Regions from separate parts of the Homo sapiens genome. Here region 1 is linked to region 2. A link is a contact called in ENCODE Hi-C or POLR2A ChIA-PET data. All regions are on one chromosome and are shown on one strand. The core of a region is the stretch at or near the end of the contact, and the rest is flanking DNA. Distances in the headings are between cores, read along the strand shown.

Region 1 (2,700 bases), core at 117-2,616, 47 kb after region 2:
GACTGCAGCCATGCTGACCCCGCAACCTTCCCCGAGGTCTGAGGACACCACGCTCCCTTCCTGCCGGCAGGTTGTAATTGGGTTTCACACGGGGCCTTCTGGCGCTGACCTACATGTTCCGGTCCGTGCCTCCTTGGTTTCTGAGTGTGTGCCCCTGATGGTTCTGGAACCTCTGGGCGTGGGCCTCCTTCCCTCCCCGCCTCATCAGCTGCTCTGATTCCACCGGGCAAGGTCAGGCTGGCAAGGAAGGAATTGGAGCTGCAGTCTGGGCGCCAGGCCCAGAGTGTGCTTCCCAGGGGCTGCCTGTGGGGAGGCTCCCGATCTGCCCACTCCCGAAATAAGAAGGGGCGCCCAGAGAGGAGGAGACTCTGGATGCGTGGTCAGCAGGCACCGGCTGCCATCCCCAGGAGAGTCATTGCCTGTGAGGACGTTGACCCTGGTAGGACCCGCCTCTCTGAAGCTGTCTCGGGTGTGAGTGAGGAGGAACGGGGTCTCTGGGGACTGAGCCCTCATCTCCAGTGCAAAATGCAGAGGCATGGGAGGGAATCAAATGAAACAGTGTGTGTGGAACAGAAGGCGCCAAATGGGAATGTCCCCCTGCCTGTCCATCTCCCTCCCTCCCCCGCCTCCTTATTTGCAGACGGAGGGACTGGATATCCTGGCAGAGCGTCTTCCGTGATGCGTAACCTCCCAGGAGATGCATGTTCTGGGGTTCCCCACTTACAGTTGAGAATACAGAGGCTAAGAAGGGTGAAGGGACTGCCTCCGGGTCCCAAGGCTGTTCCAAGTGATCTAGGACTCAGCTTTGGTCCTCCTGCCCTCAGCACCCTTGGTCATCACCTCCACTCGGTGTGCAGGAGGCTCCTGCTGTAGGTGCCCAGATGTTCGGCAGCTTTGTACTTAGAAATTTCGAGGGGGCGGTCGGGCGCTGTGTCTCACGCCTGTAATCCCAGCACTTTGGGAGGCCGAGGCAGGTGGATCACAAGGTCAGGAGATCGAGACCATCCTGGTTAACACAGTGAAACCCCGTCTCTACTAAAGATACAAAAAAATAGCCGGGTGTGGTGGTGGGCGCCTGTAGTCCCAGCTACTCGGGAGGCTGAGGCAGGAGAATGGTGTGAACCCGGGAGGCGGAGCTTGCAGCTAGCCGAGATCACGCACTGCACTCCAGCCTGGGTGACAGAGCAAGACTCCCTCTCAAAAAAAAAACAAACACACAGAAATTTCGAGGGGGCAGAGGGTGTCCTAACCTTGTCCCTCAGCAGGTCTTCACCCTGGCACCTTCACCAGACACCCGCCATGGCTCTCGGCTCAGCGGGTAGCTGAGTGTGTTCTCTTTGGGTTCTGACAGGTTCCAGCTTGTTTTTTGAGACCTTGTCAGCGTGGGGCCTGCCGGGAAGCAGGTGCTTGTCTTTAATGGGATGCCTTATCCTGGGCTCCACAGGCTGCACGGGGCGTTGTTCAGGTGACTCCTACACGCCGAGGCGTCTCTAGAGGAGGAGCCTCAAAAGGACTAGCAGGGGGTGCAGATAACTTTGTTTTTAAAATGAAGCCAAAGCTTTCACCACATCTCAGAGACAGAGTGACCCGAATGTGGAGGTTTGGCTGGAACCAGGCAGGTACCATCCACTACGGCTCCCACCTCTCCTGCTCGGAATCCCCCGCTGCCCTCCCCCAGGCCCTGGTCTCTGATTTCAGACTCGCCTCTGCTCTGTTTCACGTCTCCTGCAAGCAGACAAGCATGAAGCCTGCCCTCCGAGGCTGCATGAATAATAGAACTGAAATCATCCCTAGTTAAAAATAGATACTCTTCTTAATAAATATTTTACATACTGTCTTTAGGATATACAGGTCCCCTGGCTGAAGACTTAAAGCAAACCCTGTTATCGAAACCAAAAGATGTAGGAAAGGCTCTGCCCGGGCTCTGCCAGTGTGTTCCTGCACCACGGCTCTTGCCTCAAAGCCACCCACTCTGCGGTGACGTCCGACGCAGACAGCGCACACACGGATTACGTTGGAACTCATAGCCAGGAGCGGCTTGGGAATTCTTGGGTGTATTAGTCACTTGTGAATTTTATGGAGGCAAATCAATTATAAAGTGCCCCTTGGTTAGTGAGGCTTGGAGTTCAGAAAACCCAAAAGCAGGTTCTTACGTTACTGCTGCGAGGCAAGGCCTTCACCGTGAATGGAAGCTGGGGTGTCTGGGGGCAGCTGTGTGGAGGAAGAGAAAATTCTGGGCAGAAGCAGTTGGAGTTTAAAGTGCTGGCCCATTTCTGAAAACTTTGCAAACTTTGCAAAAACTTTGGATCGGACGTCACTGCAGAGTGGGTGGCTTTGAGGCAAACAGAGCAATCTTGAAGGTCTCCATTAATGAAGGCATGGCGTGGTCTGGATGCAGCAAATGCATTTGAATGATCTGCAGGAAGGCCTCGTAGCCTTGCTCCCCCCACCCATGTGCTTCCCCAGGAAGACAGGGGCAGCTAGGAAATGCTGGGGCCTGCCCAGTGTGCAGACCGCTTCCAGGTGACCCCACGCTGCATGGCCCAAGGCAAAGGCTGGAGCGTCCTTATTTAACAGGAGAGGAAAGTGGATACTGGAAGGGCAGAGCGTGCTGGGGCTGGAACAGACAAGCCCCAGGCTGGAGGGCCCATGTCTCACTCCCTCTGCCCCACACCTCAGCTGGTCTGCCTATGTGGTATT
Region 2 (2,700 bases), core at 84-2,583:
ATACACCCCCTCAGTCTAGTGTTTACTGAGCACACACTGTGATCTGGATAAGAGAGAAACTCTGCCGTCTTGGTGCTTTCAGACAATACACATCAAATTACATTATCAACGATGCTGGATGGCGCTAAGAGCCGGGGAGGGAAAGCAAGGGAGTACAGGCCACAGACCGTCCTGGACTTCGAGTTTGACTTACATTTTGGCTTTGCCATGGTACAAACGCCATACACATTCAGTATACTCCTCCGCTTACAGATGGGGTTACATCCGGATAAACCTACCGTAAATTGCCTTACAATGCTTTAACCTATGATGGGTTGATGGGGAATCTAACCCCATATGACAGGAGCATCTGTATAGGAAGGGGGCACGGTTTTCAACAGGTGGTCGCCTCACTAAGTGGGAGTCACAGGGTTTCAGGGGAGGAGCGTTCCAGGCCGCGGTAACAGCAGGTGCAAAGGCCCTGAGGCAGGACGGGGCAGGGAGGTCCAGAGTCCACCGCGCAGAGACCCGGGAGGCCGGCAGGCACGGTGAGGACCTTGACTTAAACCCAGGAAAGGGGAACCACACTGGGGCATGACCTCCTGTACTTTCCGAGATCGCTCTGGCTCCTGTGTTGAGGAGACTCAGGAGGGGAAGGTGGAAGCGGGGAGACCCAGCTGAGACGCTACTACAGTCATCTCGGCGGGAAAAGACGGCTCGGAGCAGGGTGGTGGCAGAGGTGGGAGAAGAGGTCAGGTCTGGGGAAATTTCGAAGGCACAGCCAACAGGATGTACTGCCGGGCTGGATGCGGGGTGTTAGGGGTCAGGGAGGCCGCCAAGGCTCTGCCTGAGAACTGGGGAGGGCCAGGGGCACCATTTACGGAGCTGGGGAACAGCAGGAGCTCGTTTTGTTAGCAGGTGCGAGGCGCCGGGCATTTAAAGGCGGCCTGACGGGACCGGCCGAGGCGGAAGAACGGACAGGGCCCTGCGGGACCGCGCTCGGATCCGCCTCCTCCCTGACCTCGGCGTCCCCGGCTACTGCCTCCAGAGCCGCTTCGGGGCCGACCCCGGGGACTCTTCCCGCCTGCGGCCTCGCGCCAGCCCGGCCGGCTCGCCTAGTGCCCGGCGCCCAGAAACGCGTGGAGCTGGGAGAGGCCACACAACCCACGCCGGAAGCCTAACCCCGTCGGCCCCCGCGGCCGGCACCGGCCGGAAGCCCGCGAAGCCTAACTCTCGCGAGACGCCTCCTGAGTCCCGCCTCTCCGCGGTTCCGCCAGTCGCCGCGCTCCTGTCTGCGTTGCTGTGGCAGCCCCGCCGTGCGTCCGCGTTCCCGGAGCCAGCGCGGCGGCGCGCCTGTGCTCGGGGCTTGGCCGTAGCTTTTCCTCAGGTCCCGCGCGGCGCGCCCCTGTGTCGCAGGCGCCCTGCCGCTGCCCGCAGCTTTTGGGGGGTTCGGGGGCGGGGGAAGCAGGGCCGCAGAAGGCCCAATCGGAGCCTTCTGACACCCGCCCCGGCCCGCCGCCCTCCCGGAGCTTCCGTCCCCGCCGCCTGGCTCCTTACTGACACGCGCGCCGCCCCCGGTCGCCCGTTTTCCCTGGGCTCCGGCCTCCTCTCGCTTCCAGCCCTGGCCTGAGGTCCTGAGGGCTCCCTGGAGGGGGCGGCTTCCCAGCACCCAGCGTTTAACAGGGCCCTTTCGGCCTCCCTGTCCCCCAAGCTCAGAGTTGGGGTCTGCAGCAGGGGAAAGAAGGAGGGAGACTGGGCAGCTCAAGTTCCCCAGACCGCACCTATCAGACGGAGGGCGGCCCGCTCCCGTCAGAGCCCGACCTCGGCGGACAGGGGAGGGGATGGGTTGAGAAGCGGGAGAAGGCCACTAGCTGGAAACTCCCTGACGACAGGGACACCGTTCTCGCCCCAGCCCCAGCGCTCGGCCTCCGCAGAGCCGGCCCAACGAAGGAAGAATGAAAATATGAACGTGACATGATGTGGGCTTGAGAGGCCGCCTTGTTCTTTGGATTCACCCAGAAACCTGACTGAAAGGAAAGTTACTGCAACTGGGGAAAAGCACAGTTGGCTGGAGAATTTGGTTTAAAAATAAATAAGTTTTAAATTACGTAACTAACACGTGCTTGGTGTAGAAAATTTGGAAAACATATGAAAGTACGGTATAAAAATCCTCGATCCCACTGCCACATAGAACCACTATTAACATGTCAGAATCGTTTCTTCGGGTGTTTTTTTTTCTTAATGCATTTATATTGCATATACATTTTTTCTCTAACAATATATTGATGTGCCCCAGTCCCCCACAGACCCTAATGTATGAATGGGAATGGAGGCGTCTGAAATGTGACTCACAAAGAGTTCTCTTTCCTCCCTAACACCCCATCCCTGCCTCACCCCTTCAGCGCATTCACAGCAGCACTGGGACTCCGGACTCAGACAAATGTGCACTGAGCTGGCTGGTGCTCTCATAGCCTCTGGCCCCAGAGCTCCACCTTCCCCTGCAGAGGGGGTCCCGGGAGTGTCCTCAAGTGCTCCATGCCCCATGTTCCTTTCCATGGCACCAAATTCTTCTGACCTCCTTCTAGGTGAGGGGTGAGGGGGTGAGGTAGGGGGTTGGGGAAGAGTGTCCCCATGAGGCCTGAGGGGCCTGCTAGTGCAGGGGAGGAAGGGAAGTTCAAGCAAGCAGGCTCAACGGAGGGCTCCACCCTCCAGGTACGGCCA

The links. Hi-C counts contacts between places; a loop is a spot of excess contacts on that map. ChIA-PET counts read pairs that join two places held with the same protein, here RNA polymerase II (POLR2A).
Region 1: POLR2A ChIA-PET joins it to region 2 with 35 read pairs in HepG2. The contact joins two enhancer-like sites. A Hi-C loop is called at or near these places in 1 of 168 maps with a recorded cell type or tissue (endothelial cell of hepatic sinusoid). POLR2A ChIA-PET finds 5 or more read pairs at or near these places in 11 of 52 experiments (AG04450, Caco-2, HEK293 and 7 more).

What each region holds. Positions count from the first base shown.
Region 1 is chr17:80,500,190-80,502,889 of GRCh38, forward strand. No RefSeq gene overlaps it. Among named protein-coding and RNA genes, the nearest start is that of NPTX1, 25 kb to the left of the region's middle. Within about 2 kb of position 1,367, at least 3 of the 41 ENCODE cell types and tissues checked have a DNase peak (open chromatin) inside an H3K27ac peak, as active enhancers do.
Region 2 is chr17:80,453,563-80,456,262 of GRCh38, forward strand. No RefSeq gene overlaps it. Among named protein-coding and RNA genes, the nearest start is that of NPTX1, 22 kb to the right of the region's middle. RefSeq lists an enhancer at 855-1,684 and silencers at 892-1,101, 1,362-1,621. Within about 2 kb of position 1,334, at least 39 of the 41 ENCODE cell types and tissues checked have a DNase peak (open chromatin) inside an H3K27ac peak, as active enhancers do.